4 separate regions of the Homo sapiens genome follow, and regions 1, 2 and 4 are each linked to region 3. The links are chromatin contacts, found by Hi-C or POLR2A ChIA-PET in ENCODE. All regions are on one chromosome and are shown on one strand. The core of a region is the stretch at or near the end of the contact, and the rest is flanking DNA. Distances in the headings are between cores, read along the strand shown. Region 1 holds the start of NDUFV3 (NADH:ubiquinone oxidoreductase subunit V3). Region 2 overlaps PDE9A (phosphodiesterase 9A). Region 3 holds the start of LINC01668 (long intergenic non-protein coding RNA 1668). Region 4 overlaps WDR4 (WDR4 tRNA N7-guanosine methyltransferase non-catalytic subunit).

What was found. A loop is a pair of places that touch in the nucleus more often than their neighbours do. ChIA-PET counts read pairs that join two places held with the same protein, here RNA polymerase II (POLR2A). Pooled maps may share reads with other maps.
Region 1: a loop to region 3 is called in a pooled map, with 2.5 times the contacts of the local background. The contact joins the promoter of NDUFV3 here to the promoter of LINC01668 in region 3. A Hi-C loop is called at or near these places in 4 of 50 pooled maps. POLR2A ChIA-PET finds 5 or more read pairs at or near these places in 2 of 52 experiments (CD4-positive, alpha-beta T cell and Panc1).
Region 2: a loop to region 3 is called in a map of CD4-positive, alpha-beta T cell, with 4 times the contacts of the local background. The contact joins the enhancer-like site here to the promoter of LINC01668 in region 3. A Hi-C loop is called at or near these places in 6 of 168 maps with a recorded cell type or tissue (CD4-positive, alpha-beta T cell, CD4-positive, alpha-beta memory T cell, heart right ventricle and 3 more) and 9 of 50 pooled maps. POLR2A ChIA-PET finds 5 or more read pairs at or near these places in 11 of 52 experiments (CD4-positive, alpha-beta T cell, CD4-positive, alpha-beta memory T cell, CD8-positive, alpha-beta T cell and 7 more).
Region 4: a loop to region 3 is called in a map of adrenal gland, with 2.7 times the contacts of the local background. The contact joins the enhancer-like site here to the promoter of LINC01668 in region 3. A Hi-C loop is called at or near these places in 1 of 168 maps with a recorded cell type or tissue (adrenal gland). POLR2A ChIA-PET finds 5 or more read pairs at or near these places in 2 of 52 experiments (H1 and SK-N-SH).

Annotation. Positions count from the first base shown.
Region 1 is chr21:42,890,045-42,894,696 of GRCh38, reverse strand. NDUFV3 (NADH:ubiquinone oxidoreductase subunit V3) reads right to left here and starts at 1,388. Exons shown (of 4, transcript NM_021075.4): 1 at 1,316-1,388. The coding sequence starts at 1,363. It also overlaps a transcript of WDR4 not described here. RefSeq lists silencers at 1,012-1,261, 1,602-1,901.
Region 2 is chr21:42,682,893-42,687,438 of GRCh38, reverse strand. PDE9A (phosphodiesterase 9A) reads right to left here. Exons shown (of 20, transcript NM_002606.3): 2 at 1,177-1,247. Among named protein-coding and RNA genes, the nearest start is that of PDE9A, 32 kb to the right of the region's middle. Within about 2 kb of position 2,963, at least 3 of the 41 ENCODE cell types and tissues checked have a DNase peak (open chromatin) inside an H3K27ac peak, as active enhancers do; they include CD4-positive, alpha-beta T cell, where a contact is called at or near this core.
Region 3 is chr21:42,776,928-42,781,284 of GRCh38, reverse strand. It overlaps LINC01668 (long intergenic non-protein coding RNA 1668), which reads left to right and starts at 1,291. Exons shown (of 3, transcript NR_135517.1): 1 at 1,291-1,403; 2 at 2,968-3,188; 3 at 3,288-3,466. RefSeq lists enhancers at 1-346, 834-1,783, 2,735-3,684, 3,730-3,799 and silencers at 2,826-2,875, 2,906-2,955, 2,976-3,035.
Region 4 is chr21:42,854,181-42,858,701 of GRCh38, reverse strand. WDR4 (WDR4 tRNA N7-guanosine methyltransferase non-catalytic subunit) reads left to right here. Exons shown (of 11, transcript NM_018669.6): 7 at 2,922-3,020; 8 at 4,076-4,140. Among named protein-coding and RNA genes, the nearest start is that of WDR4, 23 kb to the left of the region's middle. Within about 2 kb of position 3,017, at least 2 of the 41 ENCODE cell types and tissues checked have a DNase peak (open chromatin) inside an H3K27ac peak, as active enhancers do.

The DNA of each region.
Region 1 (4,652 bases), core at 139-2,638, 110 kb before region 3:
TTTTAAATTATTCTGCAGGCTGAGGCACGAGAGTCGCTTAATCCCAGGGGGCAGAAGTTGCAGGGAGTTGAGATGGTGCCATTGCACTCCAGCCTGGGCCTGGGCAACAGAGTGAGGCTCTGTCTCAAAAAAAAATATATATATATTATATATTATATTATGATATATATTATATATAATATATAAATATATATTATATATTATATAAATATATAAATATATAATATATATTTATATAAACATATTATATATATTATATAATATATATTTATATAATATATTATATATTATATAAATATATAATATATATTTACATATTATATAAATATATATATAATATATATTTATATATAATATATATAATATGTATTTATATATATATATACACACACGCATATATATTCTGCAGGGAATAGTTACTGCTTTTGTAATAACAGCCATTTTAAAATTTGTAAGAGAGTGAAGTGGTCTTAGCCTTATTTTATTTATTTATTTATTCTGTCCCCCAGGCTGGAGTGCAGTGGTATGATCTCGGCTCACTGCAACCTCCGCGTCCCGGGTTCATGGGATCCTCCCACCTCAGCCTCCCGAGTAGCTGGGATTACAGGAATGCACCACCACGCCAGACTAATTTTTTGTATTTTTTAGAGACGGGGTTTCGACATGTTGGCCAGGCTAGTCTCGAACTCCTGAACTCAAGCGATCCGCCTGGCTCGGCCTTCCAAAGTACTGGGATTACAGGCAAAATCCCAAAGTGTCCGCGCCCGGCCTTGGCCTTAGCTTTTTATTTGCCGAAAAGAAAGCCCTTCTTCTCCTTTTCACAGGTCAGGTCATGTCAGCTGGCTTCTCAACGGCTGTCAGTAAGTTACCAAGTTAACCAGGTCCCTGAAAGTTCCCTCATTTCCTCTCTTGGCTAAATGGAGAAGTCACTGTCCTTCAGAGAAGCCGTGCGGGAGCCGCACAGCGGCTGACCCCAGCCGCGCGGCAGCATCACCTGGGAACGTCCACCCGAGTCTGCCGCCCAGGCATGCAGCCCTCGGGAGCGCCCGTCGGCACGGGGCACGCCAGCCTCGGCCTGGGCCTCGGGCAGCGGCGGCGGCGGACCGGCTCGGGGGAACCGCGGGACGCTCGCTGGCCACATCCGGGCCTGGCCCCGTGGCGGTCAGTCCTGGGCCCAGGGAGCGGGGTCAGCGGCCCAACTAGGACGGCTAGAGGTCGCGGACAGGCCCGGACCTGACCAGCACCGCGCCCCCTCACCCCATCCCCTACGTAGGCTCGGGGCCGCGCAGCCAGCCCAGGCTGGCTCCTCCTTTACCTTCAGCGCCCCGGCTCGTCCTTGCCGCAGCAAACACGGGGCAGCCATGGCGGTGACAGCGGGCGCACCAAGCAGGGCCACAGCAGCTGCGCGCGCACCCGCGCCTGAACAGCCGCCCCTTGGGCCGACTGCGCCAATTACAGGCCAGCTGGGGGCGGAGCAGAGGCCGTGGGTCTGCGCGCGCATCCCCAGTAGGGCTAAGTGCCTCCCTTGGGGCCACGCCCCGGATCGGGACCACCAATCACAGGCAGCAGCGTGAGGGACACGTCACCGGCTGGTGCCGATCCCTGTGCCCTGCGGGCGCCTGGGCGCTGTGGCGGGGGCGCGGCGGAGACCTGCGGGGGCTGCTGGGCACCCCTCTCAGGCGTCTGCGCTGGGCCGGCTTGCATGTCCACCCGAACGCTTCGCACTTCTTTGCCCTTGTCCTCGCAGCCTTAAATCTGCGACCTTCCCTGGGGGCACAGTCTGGTCCTACTTGATTGATAGTTCTGTGTTTTGAGAGGTTTTAAAGCTCTTCAGCTCGGGACCTCGGCGCCCACACCACGCGCCCAGCTCCCTCACCCTCTGTCGGCAACGCGGCCACCACTGCTCACTGCCCCTCCTGCATGGCCCCTGCCAACGCTAATACCAGAGTTAGGCCGATTGGAAATGGAAGCTTTGTTTCACCTAAATGTTTATTTAGCAAAGAGTTCGTCCCCAACGTTAGTCGTAATTGTGGAGTCGGTGTAATTAGTTATTAGCTTCTTTCTCTGCCTCTTCTCTGCCTTCCGCCGCGTGCCCAGAGCCCCATTCGCATTTCATCGGAGATGGACGTGCCACCTTCAGCTTCCACAGGGGAAGAGGCCCTGCCACAGTCATTTAAATGGATTGTGTAGGGATTCCTGACACAGCTAGCGATTCATTGAGGTGGCAAGATAAACTGGCGGAATGAGGCCTTTATCAAAGGCCTTTATCAAAGAGGAGTCTGCTATCAAGTAAATGCAAGGGCATCTGCCACCATCCACCCTGGGAGGCAAAAAGAATAACCTTAGATCTTAGGATAATCATGAGAAGGGATCCTTTGTCCCTAAAGGGAGAAAAAAAAATGCCAAAAGATTTTTTTTTTGTTTAAATTTTTTTTTTTTTTTTGAGACGGAGTCTTGCTCTGTAGCCCAGGCTGGCGTGCAGTGGCGCCATCTTGGCTCATTGCAAGCTCCGCCTCCCGGGTTCACGCCATTCTCTTGCCTCAGCCTCCCGAGTAGCTGGGACTACAGGCACCCGCCACCACGCCCGGCTAAATTTTTGTAATTTTTAGTAGAGACAGGGTTTCACCGTGTTAGCCAGGATGGTCTCCATCTCCTGACCTCGTGATCCACCCGTCTCGGCCTCCCAAAGCCCTGGGATTACAGGTGTGAGCCACTGTGCCTGGCCTAAATTTTTTTTTTTGAGACAGAGTCTTGCTCTGTTGCCCAGGCTGGAGTACAGTGGCACAATCTAGGCTCACTGCAAGCTCCACTTCCTAGGTTCAAGCGATTCTCCTCCCTCAGCCTCCTGAGTAGCTGGGACAACAGGCATGAGCCACCACGCCCGGCTAATTTTTGTATTTTTAGTAGCGACGGGGTTTCACCATGTTGGCCAGACTGGTCTCGAACTCCTGACCTCAAATGATCGCCCGCCTCGGCCTCCCAAAGTGCTGGGGTTACAGGCGTGAGCCACTACACCCGGCCAGATTTTTTTTTTCTTCACCACTAGGCTCATTCTGTTGTGTCCAGGGAAAAGGTCATGCTCGCCTTTGTGAGGTGTGCTTAATAATTCACAGCTTAGTAACAAATTTGGGGATCCTGATCTGGAATTGGAAGATCCACGTCACCCTCCTTCATGGACCTGGAGCTCCCCACTTCCACACCACCACCAGCGGGCACATGCGGCAGATGTTGACATCTTGCTGGAGTTGCAACACTCAAGAAGAAACAAAAAGAAAAGACCTCCTCTGGCGTGGTCACCGGCCAGGTTGGTAAAGGTGGGGTACCTATGGTTGAGGGGGCATGAACCATCTTGATTTTTTTTTTTTTTTTGAGACAGAATCTCACTCTGTTGCCCAGGCTAGAGTGCAGTGGCGCAGGGGCAATCTCGGCTTACTGCAACCTCCGCCTCCTGGGTTCAAGTGATTCTCTTGCCTCAGCCTCCCCAGTAGCTGGGATTACAGGCGCCGCCACCATGCCCATCTAATTTTTGTATTTTTAGTAGAGATAGTGTTTCACCATGTTGGTCAGGCTGGTTTGTAACTCTTGACCTCAAGTGATCTGCCTGCATCGGCCTCCCAAAGTGCTGGGATTACAGCCATGAGCCACTATGCTTAGCCATCTTGATGGTTTTTGAAGGAAGTGATTAGGGCCTCGAAAGGTAACTAGGGCAACCATGTGTGAGGCCAGTGCCTAAGACTAGAGGGAGCAGGAAGGCTGGGAAGCCTATGCAGCCTGGTTGGGAGGTAACTGTGGCCTAAACTGTGTTTGGCCAAAGAGAAAGGACAGGGCCAAGTGCAAGAAGCAAATATAAGGTGCTGCATTAAAATAAAAAAAGCAGAGGCCAAATACATTATTGTATTTTCCAATCAGCTAGAAAATAGTAGACTAGATTTTTCCGACAGCAGAGGCTGTTCCTCCAGTTAACTCTCTGCCCAGAGTCTTTCTGTGGGCACCATCAACTCTGCCTGTAGCTCTAGCAAGTAGTACCCAGCATTTTAACACAAAACCTTAAAAGTGTATGTTTGTTTATATTCCTTTCTTTGTAGATCACACAAAGTTCTACCTGAACTACTAGAGGCTCCCCCTTGTGTCTCCCAAGGGTCAGTTAAACTTCTTTTTTTTGAGACGGAGTCTCGCTCTGCTGCCCAGGCTGGAGTGCAGTGGCGCGATCTTGGCTCACTGAAACCTCCGCCTCCTGGGTTCAAGAGATTCTTCTGATTCAACCTCCCGAGTAGCTGGGATTACAGGCGTGTGCCACCATGCCCAGCTAATTTTTTTGTATTTTTAGTAGAGACAGGGTTTCACCATGTTGGTCAAGCTGGTCTCGAACTCTTGACCTTGTGATCCCCCACCTCGGCCTCCTAAAGTGCTGGGATTTACAGTCGTGAGCCACCGTGCCTGGCCGAACTTCTTTTTAGGATAACTGGATTACAACAGGATCACTTGGATCCATACTCTGAACATTTAACTCCAAGGTGTTTGGGCCAAAGAGGAAAATAAAAATACTCAAATATCACACCATTCGCATGCATGCCTCAGCTCTGTATTCTGGTATATATAATATATATATTTTTTTCTTTTAGGTTCTTACTCTGTCACCCAGGCTGGAGTGC
Region 2 (4,546 bases), core at 1,714-4,213, 96 kb after region 3:
CTCGACCAAGTTAATCTCTGATCTTCAGTTGTAAATTGTTAAAATCTGTGAAATAGAGGTGATACTCAAATCCCAGGGCTGCTATACGGAATACTGTGTATATATATTTATTTATTGGCACATTGCTTCATATATGGTGCCCAAAGATGCCCCAGACCATGGGCTATTTTTGCGGCTAAAACTGCCATTTGCTGCACTTTCAGACGTGTACTTTCATCTCCCTTTTCTCACCTGTCTGTGAGAAACTTCAATTGCCCTTCTCCACCTCCGTCCTAACTTTAAAGTTAATCCTTGAGCCAAAGCTACTCCTGCTCACCCTTTACATTTGGAAAGTTTGCTGATAATTAGAAAATTCACTGGCTCGAACACACTGTTGATTTAGGACATTAACTCCTGTGGGACTCTGAGGACTCGATAAGGCAGATCACTGGTCTTTTCAACCCATTTCTGAAGTCAGCCTTTCACCCAGTGTTGATCTGGGTCAAGCCCCCTGGGTAGAAAAGGCACCTATGGGGTGATGTGGGGCTGGGGACCAAACACACACAACCACCCCGCTTTCTCCAAAAGTGAATGAAGAAGTGAGAGGAAAAAACCCACACTCTTTTTTATTTATTTATTTATTTTGAGGCGGAGTCTCGCTCTGTTGCCCAGGCTGGAGTGCAATGGCATGATCTCAGCTCACTACAACCTCTGCCTCCAGGGTTCAAGCCATTCTCCTGCCTCAGCCTCCCAAGCAGCTGGGATGACAGGTGCTCGCCACCACGCCCGGCTAATTTTTGTATTTTTAGTAGAGACAAGATTTCACCATGTTGGCCAGGCTGGTCTCGAACTCCTGACCTCAGGTGATCTGCCCACCTCGGCCTCTCAAAGTGTTGGGATTACAGGTGTGAGACACCACGCCCGGCAGAAAAACCCACACTCTTAGGAGGGCGGTTCTGTTTAATTCAGCCCGACGGTTTCCTCCTTGTGGACACAGCCATCACCTGTGGAGGCAGAGAGGCCCGGAGGGCGGCTGAGCCTCCCTCGGGATTCTGCGCATTGATTGATTTCGAAGAGCCCCTTGTAGAAGGCCGGTGCCTCGGGCCCTTCAGCGCCTCTTCCCGCCCCTCCCAGCCATCCCGAAAAGGCGAGGAGGCCGCGTGGCGTCACCGGGCAGAGCCCGCAGCGCGCACTCACCGAGGCAGGCCGGTGGCGATGCAGAACAGGTCCATGATGTCGCTGGAGTTGCAGTACTTGCTGAAGATTACCTGCAAAACAGAAGCGCGGTGAGGCGGCAGCGAGGGCGGCGGGTCTCCCTGGAGACGTCAGACGCCACGTGCTTCCGCTTCGGCTCCAAACTGAAGGTTCGTTTTGAAAAGAAAAGCTGTAACTCTACGCACGGGAATGTCACAGGCTCATCTTTTCATTTGGTTGATGCATACGGGTGGTGAAAAATGTCATTGTCGTGTTCAGTGGAAAGAGTTGTGAAAAATACAGCGATGCCCCCTTGCCCACACGCCTGTCCGTGACATGGTTATGGTGAAGGCGCATCCCTCGGAAGGGGCCAGGCAGGACTGACCACCTGGGGTCAACACTGTCGCTTGGCACCGGGTCTTCAAGTATCTCATGGGGGCTATTCTGTAAATAAAATAAAATTCAAGTTCATTAACTTCAAAAGAAAAAAGAAAAAAAGGCCGGGCGCGGTGGCTCACGCCTGTAATCCCAGCACTTTGGGAGGCAGAGGCGGGTGGATCACCTGAGATCAGGAGTTCCAGACCATCCTGGCCAACATGGTGAAACCCCGTCTCTACTAAAAATACAAAAAATTAGCCGGGCGTGGTGGCAGGTGCCTGTAATCCCAGCTACTCGGGAGGCTGAGCCGGGAGAATCGCTTGAGCCAGGGAGACGGAGGTTGCAGTGAACCGAGATCGCACCATTGCACTCCAGCCTGGGCAACAAGAGTGAAACTCCGTCTCAAAAAAAAAAAAAAAAGACTGCCTTTCGGTATTTGGGGACTGAGGGACTGAGGCTGAATGACGAAGTCGAAGAGGGGAATCACATCACAACAGAACCGTTGAGGATCCTGGGCGCCCGCGGTGAAACTGGCGCCTGCAGAGAAACACCACCTACGCGCGGGATGGCCGCGCTCGCTCCCCAGTGCCGCCGGGGCTGTGGTGGAAGCGCCGGGTTAGCATCCGCATCTTCTGTCCAAGGGGTCCCGGCCATGAGTCTCGGCTCTCAGGGAGGGGGTATTTCGAGCTCGGTGAGGGTGGGGCTTCTCCAGGGCTGGACAGAGCGCGGAACGGGCCACGCCGAGGCCCCGCCTTCATCGCAGAGGATGCCTCCCTGGACAGTTTCCCCGGCTCCTGGCTGCCAACGCAGCTTTTCTTTCCAGCACAAGTCCCCGGTGTGGGGGAAACGCAGGCCTAGGAAGATGGTTATTTTTCGGTGCCCAGCGCACCATTTTTTTTTTTTTTAAGCTAAGATTAGTTTTCTTTTTTCTTTACTTGGAAACAGTGAAATATAGAAAACAGATTTTTTTTTTCTGTGACTAACACCATTTCCTGTGGGCTGCTGAACTGGCAACAATAAGACAGTAAACAGCACCTCTCCTTGCCCGTTATCCCCACTGGTATTTGCCCCAGGGGTAACGGTCGGTCAAAGGTGGCCTGTGTCATTGCGTGGTTCCTGACGTCTGTGGCATCGGCTGTGTCCCTGGCTGCCTATGCAGCTTGGTCCTGGCCCTGCTCGCACGGGTGCAGTAGCCCCTTCAGCAGCCCCCACTTTGGCCTCACCCCATTTCCCCCACATCCTCCTTTGCAGGACTCTGCTGGCTCCTCCCAGAGCTCCCTCCTCTGAGATGTGCTTCTCCTCCTGTGTCCTGGTTCCTGGCCTCGCCTGCAGAGGCTGCTTCTCCCAACCCCACTGCCGAGGAGTCCTGCACTTGGCCGGGTGCCAGGCCCTCACTTCTACCATGGCACCATCCTCAGCCCTAGTCACAGTTCACGCTGCGGCCTCCCAGGCTATGCCCGTGGAGTTGTGGCGTGGCAGAGCCTGGGCTGGGGTCGTGGCCATTTTCCCACCAAGACAGGACAAAAAGCGGTTCCCATGTGGGCCCCTGTGTAACTCACTTCCTTCCGGTGTGGCGGACTTACTTTGGGGGTCTACAGAACCCCAGTCTGCAGAGGGCAGGGGTGGAAGAAGAGGAAGGCAAGGAGGGCTCTTTCTTTGAACATTCTGGATCTGCAGCTTCTGGAGAAGCAGGATGTGGTTTGCAAGAGGCTTGCTGAGGAGGTTGGTGTCTTCAAAGCGTGCTTCTGGCCCCGGCTGAGGGATTCCCACGCAGTGGGTCCGGGTTGGGCCCTAGGAATCTGCGTTTGACTTCTATTGGGTTTCTTGGATTAGAAGCCACTGCTCAAAGATGTGTTTCTACAGTGTCTCCCTCAGATGAGCGGGGTGGTCCTGCAGAAGGCGGGGGGCCCTGTGGTCCCTGTGTTCCAACCTGGGTGGCCGCAGCAAATGACGCCTTTATAAAGTCCTCGCCCCACCCCGCCCCACTGGGTGCTTCTCCTCCTGGGCACAAAGGGCACCACATCCTGTCCCAGCCCCTCAGAGTGCACGGGGGATGATCTTGGAGTTAAATTCTCTCCAGACACATCTGGCAAGACCGACTCAAATCATGGCTCCTTGGGCTGGCTTGAAGGGGGTGCACCTACCAGCAAGACCTCAAAAGGCGAGGGGAGGGCGATTACGGAATCGCAGTCTCTTGGGACTGGGCAGGCTCGTCTGACTTTACTCAGAAGGGAAGTGGCTTTGCCAAGGGCAACAGGCTCATGGGCCTGGGGCTTCTCCATCTCAGGAGCATGGGGCCAGGTCGTGAGGCCAGGCAGCCCAGGCGGCCCCGGAGGCCTGGGGGGATCCTTGACTGCTTCTTACTCCTGGGACTCTCAACTCAACTTCTTTGAACCTAAATTTCCTCTGCTATAAAATGGACCAAAAAAGGGGTAGCTGTCATCTACAGAAGCTTTTACTCCAATGCCCCCTGGAAGGTTCTGCACCAGGCTGGAGGCCAGAGCTCGTGATTCAATGCAGAAGCTTCGAGCCCCATGGAAAAGGACCGCAGTAAGCACCTCCGATGACTGACCCCCAAGCACAGACTCCTGGGGACAGCTTCTGATGGCCTCGCTCAGATGATATTCAGACCCTGCCAGTGGGCTGCCCAGGGCTTCCAGGGCTCTTTTCAGTTGAGGAACAGCTGGCTTCATGAGGCTGCAGCCCAGGAGCCAGTGGAGAATCAGTTACGGAGCACTGAGTGGAATGAGTGAGGAACGCTTTACTTTTTGGCATCATGCGTGTCGTTGTACTGTTGGACTTTCCGGCTCTGTTATGAAGCCCTTTCCCTGTCTTCTTAAGCTATCAGTCACCTTTAACGACCTAGATTTTTTGTAAACTGAAATGAGTAATTCTTAAGTGATATCTGATTTTCACCATCTGCTCTCCTTCCTCCCCAAATGCAAACTTTTATGAAGGCTTTACTTTTGGTGGCAATATCTGCAAAGGTTCCGGA
Region 3 (4,357 bases), core at 42-2,541:
TCGGACTGTCCCGTCCCCATGTCGAGCAGGAAGGAACCAGAATTAAGAGGAGGGTGTCCAAGGCGGCAGCTCACCTTGTTTTCCAGCTTCTCAGAAACGCTGAGAAAAAACGAACATCTCTTTGCAGCGGATGGAAGATTGTATAGTCTTGCTGTCCCAAATTCTTTGGCTAAACCACCAGATTTTAAATATCTGCTAGCAAAATATATTAGAAAAGTTAGGATTAACCGGAAAAAAACCAGTACTCTTATGTATTTTCACTTGTAACCAGGCAGCTTAACTTCAAAATGCATCTTAACTTTTTTTCCCCTTTCTCTTGGATTTTAAGATATAACCTTGAAGCGAACTGCAGAAGCCTTTTCCCTTAGCCTTAAAGTAGGCTTCACGTCCCCGCCTTTCTCACTGTCTATACCCGCTTCACAGTTCTCTAACTGTATGTGCGCATCTCATTATGCACGCATCTCATTATGCACCTTCTTAGACGTTCCAGGGGCTAATCTTGAGACAGACCAAGCCTGGAGATCAAGCTGCAAAGTGCCACAGATGACATCAAGGTGGCTAGTTCACCACCTGGCCACTGTTGAGGTGATGCCAGCCTGAGACCCAGGTGGATGGGGACCCAAGACAGCCACTCGAGACACACAGACATTGTACCCCACCCAATTCTCGTATTTCTTCCTTATCACGTTTTCCTTTCTTTCTTTTTGAGACAGAGTCTCGCTCTGTCGCTCAGGCTGGAGTGCAGTGGTGCAATCTCAGCTCACTGCAACCTCCGCCTCCCAGGCTCAAGAGATTCTCCCACCTCTGCCTCCCCAGTAGCTGGGATTACAGGCACCTGCCATCATGCCCAGCTAATTTTTTTTTTTTTTGGTAGGGACGGGGTTTCACCATGTTGACCAGGCTGGCCATGAACTCCTGACTTCAGGTGATCCACTCACCTTGGCCTCCCAAAGTGCTGGGATTACAGGCATGAGCCACCATGCCCGGCCAAGTTTTCCTTTCTTAAACCCCTGCCTTCCTCCCCAAAATTGAAGTGGTTGCCATGGATGGCTATCTGGCCACTTCCCCTTTACTAGTTTTGGTTAATAAAATCAATTTCTTTCTTTCCTTTTTTTTTTTCAGATGGAGTCTCACTCTGTTGCCCAGGCTGGAGTGCAAGAAAGAAAGGAGGAAGAAAAGAAAGAAAGAGATGACATTTCTGACTCTCTAGTTCTTATCTTCTTTTTTTCCTTAGAGAGAGCGAGAGAGAGAGAGAGAGATCATGCTATGCTGGCGCAGTCAACCCAAGCTCAAGCTGTCTCCAGCACTGCTTGTGAGCCGGGCCCACGTTGCTGCCCAGGGACTCGGTGGTGAGGGAGGTGTGATGTGTGAGTCTGCTGGGGCAGCCCTAGCGAGGCACACAGGTGTGTGTGTGTGTGAGCTTGGCGGGGGGCTTAAACGACAGACACTTACCTCTCAAAGTCTGAGACAAGTGTTGGCAGGGCTGGCTTCTGCTGAGTCCCCACTCCTCTGTGTGTCAGGGTCTGTCCTTCCCTGGCGCCCTTCATGTGCATCTGTGCCCCGACCTCCTCTTCTTGTAAGACTCAGTCAAAGTGGCTCAGGGCCCACCCCAGTCAGCTCATGTTATCTTAACCACCTTTTAAAGGCACTGTCTCCAAATACGGTACTGGGAGGCACCAGGTTGGGCTTGGACGTAAGTTTTGGGGAGAGAATTCAGCCCATAACAACGTGACTCACCCCCACAGGCCCTGGACCCTGCCTGAGGCCGTGTTTCTGCCAGGGCACCGGCCCCAGCTCCCAGGAATCTGGGGACCCCTGACCCTCACGTTCCCCTGCAGCAGGGCAGGGAGTCCCAGGGTGGGGGCTGGGAAGACCTGCCTGAGGACTCAGGGAGACTGGAACCCTAGCACCTTGCTGGGCCCCTTTTGGCTACCAACAGAGAACAGTCCCCTCCCAAATTCAGAGAGACGATGTTATCTGTCCCTTAGACAGACTACGGTGAAAGCCTTTGGACTGAGATTTTTATTTTATTTATTTATTTATTTATTTTTTATTTTTTTTTTATTGATCATTCTTGGGTGTTTCTCGCAGAGGGGGATTTGGCAGGGTCATAGGACAATAGTGGAGGGAAGGTCAGCAGATAAACAAGTGAACAAAGGTCTCTGGTTTTCCTAGGCAGAGGACCCTGCGGCCTTCCGCAGTGTTTGTGTCCCTGGGTACTTGAGATTAGGGAGTGGTGATGACTCTTAACGCGCATGCTGCCTTCAAGCATCTGTTTAACAAAGCACATCTTGCACCGCCCTTAATCCATTCAACCCTGAGTGGACACAGCACATGTTTCAGAGAACACAGGGTTGGGGGTAAGGTCACAGATCAACAGGATCCCAAGGCAGAAGAATTTTTCTTAGTACAGAACAAAATGAAAAGTCTCCCATGTCTACTTCTATCCACACAGACCCGGCAACCATCCGATTTCTCAATTTTTTCCCCACCCTTCCCGCCTTTCTATTCCACAAAACCGCCATTGTCATCATGGCCCATCCCCAATGAGCCGCTGGGCACACCTCCCAGACGGGGTCGTGGCCGGGCAGAGGGGCTCCTCACTTCCCAGTAGGGGCGGCCGGGCAGAAGCGCCCCTCACCTCCTGGATGGGGCGGCTGGCCGGGCGGGGGGCTGACCCCCCCACCTCCCTCCCAGACGGGGCGGCTGGCCGGGCGGGGGCTGACCCCCCCACCTCCCTCCCAGACGGGGCGGCTGGCCGGGCAGGGGGCTGACCCCCCCCACTGGACTGAGATTTTTAAACCTCCCTCATAGCCACAGTGGAGGAGCTGTGGACAGAGTACAGCCTTGTCCGGGCACTGCCCGTCGTCTCCTGGCTCAGGGGGATCTAGCCCCAGCCACTGCCACTAGAGTGGAATGAGGTTTCCTGTGGGATCGGACGAGGGGGTGACTGCTTTCCTGTTCCAGAGGCCACCTGGGAACCGACGGTGTCCACTGATGGACGTTTTCCTGGGCTGAAGTATTTCAGATGCCCAGTGTACTCCCAGCCCTCACAGCGGTCAGTTCTGCTTCACGGGTTTCCCACATGATTTGGCTAAGACGTCAGCCGGCAAAGACGCTTGGGTTGGCTTTAGACATTACGAATAAAAGGAAGCTGCGGGAGGCGGTCAAAGTCTGAGACATGACAGGTGACACAGGAGGGGACGGGAGGGGGGATTCGGCCGCGGGGACCCCATCCAGGATTCCAGTAGCAGACATTCCTCTTTCCTTCTTTTATTACCCACAAGGTCAAAGCTGAAATCACAGGGGGCTGCGTTGCCTTTTGATGGGAGAGCCAGAGGCTGCATTCCGAAGATTGCACGATGCCAGCTCCCAACTGCGAGGGGGCAGATTTGTTGGAATTTCTCAAATCCAGTCTTTGATACATGCGTTGTTCCTTCAATTGCTAATAAACGGTCTTGGGGAGAAAAAAGTGGAAAACAGCATCTTCCTGTCCTCTCAGAGGAGCACAGGTGATGATGGCCTCCCAGGACGGTGCTAGGCTGTGCACAGGCTGGCCCTCCCTTTGTGAACTTTCTGTTCTTTCTGGCGACATGCTTGCTGTGTGCTGGGAGCTCACCGTGGAAAGCCCCAGGCATTGCTGCTCCTGTCTCCTGACGTGCATGTGGCTCAGCTGTAAACATCTTTACCCTTCATGCTGACTTAATACTGATTGTCGGGTGAGAGTTCACTTGGAAACACATCATCCTAGGTGGAGATGGTGCCGCTCACCCCAGAGGGGCGTCTTGTTCAGTGGGTTGTGCTCATGGGGGTGGGACCCTGTGTCTGCACACTCACTCCCTATGCTGGGCATGCCCCCAGGCCTGGGGGAACGCCTCTGCTGCTGGACCCAGAGCTCTCCGGGGCCGTAGGCACATCTGTCTTGTCCTGAGCCTCCACTGCCACATGCAGCCCATGATTCAGCTCATCCGTGTGGCTGCCTCCTGGTGCGGGCAGGCTCTGGGTGTGCAGGCTGACCAGGGTGGACGTGGCCTCCAACCGTGGGGCCTCAGGGACTGCTCTGTGTGACAGGAGGGTGGGTTGGTGGGCTTTCTGGGGGTCCCGTGCATGGAGACCAGGCTGGCTGCACACCAACCAGGACTAACAGTAGATGCCGTCAGGCCGGGTACAGTGGCTCATGCCTGTGATCCCAGCACTTTGGGAGGCTGAGGCGGGTGGATCACGAGGTCAGGAGATCGAGACCATCCTGGCTAACACGGTGAAACCCCGTCTCTACTAAAAATACAAAAAATTAGCCGGGCGTGGTGGCAGGTGCCTGTAGTCCCAGCTACTTGGGAGGCTGAGGCAGGAGAATGGT
Region 4 (4,521 bases), core at 1,768-4,267, 76 kb before region 3:
GTCAGCGGTTTGTTGTGCACCTTCCAGTCTTTTTCATAATATGAGGAAAATCTTCCACGGGCAGAGAAGCCTCCCCAGGCCCCATCTGTCCCTCATGGCTTACTGCTTTGTTTGAGTGGAACACGTCATCTGGTAGCTGCCAAAAGGCGCGAGGAGGGTCAGTGTTTTCTGACTTTGCTTTTCTGGAAATACCTTTAATCTCCTTTGAGGCCTGGTTGTTAGTTTGGCGTAGAAGTCCTGGTTGAAACGGTTTCCCTCGGAGCTTGGGAGGCCTTGCACAGTGTGCTCTCCAGCTGGTTGCTCCTGTGGGTTTTCCCGCGCGCTTCCTGTAGAAACCTGCAGCTGTCTGCCGTGGGTCCGTGGGGTGACAGCTGGGCTCTCCTTCTGCCTGGAGGACTTTCTCTGCTCCAGTGTGCGATGTGAAAGCCACTGAGGTGACTTGGTGGGCCCCAGAGGGGAGTTGGCCACACAGCCAGTGATTTTCAGTGTCCTCCGACCTGGGGCATTTTCTTACATGATTACCTTCTGTTCTCTACCCCTGCCTCTTGCTCACTTTTTCTAAAGCTTGTGTTAGTTGAACCACTTTAATGCTCTGATTCTTATTTTTTTTGAGACAGAGTCTTGCTCTGTCTCCCAGTCTGGAGTGCAGTGGCGTGATCTCGGTTCACTGCAGCCTCTGCCTCCCGGGCTCAAGCAATCCTCCCACCTCAGGCCTCCCGAGTAGCTAGTATTACAGGCACACACCACCATGCCCCGCTAATTTTTTATACTTTTGTAGTGATGGGGTTTTGCCAGCTTGGCCAGGCTGGTCTCAAACTTTTGACCTCAAGCGATCCACCCACTTCCGCCCACTGGGATTATAGGCGAGAGCCACCATGCTGGGCCATAATTCTCTGTTTTTTTTTCTTTCCTGTTCAATCTCGTATTTCTACTCCTTTAGGAATAGTCTTACTTCTTGGGAGATTGCCTCAACTTTACTTTCCAGCCTTCTGTGGAGACTTGAGTTTTATTAGGATTATTTTGAATCTTTAGTTCTTTCTTGCCCTCGGCACGTTCTTTTTTGCAGCCACCCATTCTCGGATAGTGCACGTGTCTCTTATCTCACTGAGATGAGCGTGGACTTTTCTTTCTTCAATTTCTTCCTGGCCTTGTGTTTGATTGCCTTCTCTGGAGTGTGTTGTCTGCCTTTCTCATTGGAGGTTTTCCTCGGATGTCTGGCGATGCCATCTGCCTGTGTGTGATGGGAGTCAGCACCAGCCGGCCTCAGAGGCTGGGTGTGTGCACCCAGGGTGGGGCCCGAGGGGCTTCAGAGCAGGTGTCTGTGGGCAGCAGCCCCTTGCCTGTGGACTCCGTAGAACGTGTGGGTCAGTCGGTCTCTTCTGGGTGGTCAGTGTCCCGGCCTTCACTCTTGCCCAGGTCTGTCCCCTGGGGCTCTGGGAGGTGAGTGCGAAGGGGCTAGGTGACTCTCTTCTCAGTGAGTATTTGGCATCCCCGAGACAGGGGCCCCTCGGCTCCGTTTCCCCAGAGCCTTCTGCTGGCCTGGAGTTTGGGGCTGAGGATGCATCAGGGAGGTCCCGTTTCTCTTTGTAAAGACATTTGACAGCTCCCCTCACCACCTTGGTCTTCAGGCTGCCTGGCCCGGTTTGGTCTTTGGCAGGTCCTGGCACCTCTCGGGCTTCTCTGTGGCTGGTGCATTTGTTCCCTGGCCTCCAGCCCCCAGGTTTCCTTGCTGTCTCTCCGCGGCTGCCTTCTCTTCTTGCCTGTTGTCTTTGTCTTAGTGGGTTCATGGTTATTAAACATCTTTTTCTTGTCTTCGTAGAGAGGTTTGGGGGTGAGTGAAATGCCTGTAGATGTGTGTGTTGGTCTCCATGTTTATCTGCCACATTTGTAGAAAGGTGTGTGTGTGTGCGTGTGTATGTGCATGCGTGTGTGTGTGCATTCATACATCCACTCTTACCTCGGCACCCAGAGGATATGCATCTACTGTTAGCTGTTTGGGGTATTTACTTTTCATCTTTTTCATTTAGTCATTTAAAAATACTTACAAATAGTGCACAGACACTCTCTCATTAGATTTAATGAGTATTGATTTATTTCTCTCCACTGAATTAGTGCTGTAATGAATTTTTTTTAAGCCAGGTATGGTGGCTCATGCCTGTAGTCCCAGCTACTCGGAGGCTGAGGCGGGAGGATTGCCTGGGCCTGGGAGTCAGAGGCTGCAGTGAGCCAGGAGCAAGCCTGTGAATAGCCACTGCAGTGCAGTGGGCAGTGTGGAATAGACCCCATTTCAATTAAACAACAAAAAAATAACAACAGATAAAACCAAGAAAAAAAAGAGAAACGCTTTTTTCCATTGATGATGGTTTTAGAGCGTGGAGCCTCTTGGTTCCTGTGTCGGCTTCCTGAAGGGTTGTACCAGTTGTCGTGGGACGGTTGCTGATGGCCATGTCCTTCCTGTCATTCTTAGTGAAGTGGAGCAGTGGCCACGAGCTCATGAGCCCACACGTGTCTCCCCGTGGGAATGCATGATTGCTGAAGTGTCTGCGCAGACCTGTGTGCATGCCCGTGTCTATGCCCGGCCCGGGCACAGCAGATGTGGTCTGGCCTCCTGGCGGATGACAACCTGGCCATCTAGCGGCCTTGGCTTATTTTGCTAGGATCTGCCTCATTGGCTTTGTCATCTGCCTGGGCATATTGGCACTCGAGAAACAGGGAATCGGTCACCTTCCGTTCCCCACCGTTGTCCTTGATGATTTGCATGAGCGATTTACACAGTCAGAGCAGAGAGCCTTTAATTCCTGAGGGTGGGTGGCATGGCTGTCACGGAGTGGAACCCCGACCACACGCAGCTGTCCTCTCTGTCACCCTACCTGACGGAAGCCCCACAACCATGTGCTAACCTGTGTGTTTGGTTTGTGCAGGACGGCACCCTGAGGCTCTGGGAGTACAGGAGCGGCCGCCAGCTGCACTGCTGTCACCTGGCCAGTCTGCAGGAGCTGGTGGACCCCCAGGCCCCCCAGGTAGCTGCTTCTGTTCACTCCTGGGCGACTGAGTGCTTGTAGACACCGGCAGTCGCCTGACTTGAGTGGAAAAGTCACTTCGCCGTTGGAAACGTTTGCTCTCAATGCCAGACTTCCTCCTGTGTGAGGGAAATCTCGTATTTCAAATTCTGAAGGTGGCTCGTCATGTCAGTGGGAAATAATTTGTCTCCCTGTTGCATGCAAACAGTTAATGTACAGGAAGGCCTCTAATCCTGCTCTGAAGTGGAAGGAATGGAGGTGCTTGAGCATGCACCTTTGTGGGTCTGCCAGCCAGGTGGGGCAGGGGTGGGGCCAGGCCCACTCCAGCATTCTCCGGCCAGCTTGGAGCAATCTCATGACACCCTGAAAGCCCAGGCCTTGGCAAAGTTTCCCGCCAAACGGTCTGTTCCATTTCCTAGAGAACTGTGTGGTGTGGCCTCTGCCCCCTGCCAGGCAGCTGTGTAAGAGAGGACCAGGCCTTTTCCTTCATGCTTCACGTGGACTCAGGTTCCTGGAAGTTTCCTTCATTTAAAAAAAATTTTTTTTTTTTTTTTGAGATGGAGTCCCACTCTTGCCCAGGCTGGAGTGCAGTGGTGCTATCTCGACTCACAGCAACCTCCGCCTCAGGCTCCTGAGTAGCTGGGATTAAAGGCGTGAGCCACTGTGCACGGCCTCTTCTTCATTTTTAATATTTCCTCTGCCAGGAACTGTGGGAGCTCACAGGGCAGTTGTATGTGTAGCTCTCATCTCTTCCTTTCCCCTGTGTCCTCCGCTCCCTCTTCTCCTCACTGTCTGACCTATCTTGTTGGCTTTGGAGGCTGTCGCAGGCCCTGCAGGGAGTGCCAGAACCACTGGGGGGCTTTTGTCATCTGCTTGGGAAACAGGGAATCAGCTACCCTCCTTTCCCCACTGATTCCAGAATGTTCCAGTGCTGTTTCCTCTTCCTTGATATGTGGGGGCGTGAGCGTCCTTCGGTCTTGCTCTTGTTGGATCAGAGCGCCCGGCGTCGGGCCCCTGCAGGTGGCGTGAAGTTAATGGGCTTCTTCTCCTTTTAGAAGTTTGCCGCGTCCAGGATTGCATTCTGGTGCCAGGAGAACTGCGTGGCGCTCCTGTGCGACGGGTAAGCTGCGGCGGCACCTCTATGGCCTCCGGTTCTGCAGACCTGCAGGGGGAAGAGTTAGCGGGTTGGCCACTGGCCCACGTCCTCAATGAAGAGGTCCTGAACGGTGGTGGTATTGGTCTAGCACCTCCCTCTGAGAATGTCACTTTTGATGACTGCTGCTGCATGAGGGTGAGGGCTCCTCTCAGCCAGCGCTCTTCAACCTGACGTTGAACTCCCCTGGCGTAAAGAGCACCAGCAGCCTCTGCCTGGCCTTCTGAGATGACAGACTTTCCCCTGGGCCAGTCGTGGTGGCATCACCTCACTCCCGGCTCGGGGCTGGTCGGATGGGAACCCCCTGGGGTTGGCGGTGCTGACAAGGTGGGTTTAGGGGTGGAGTGC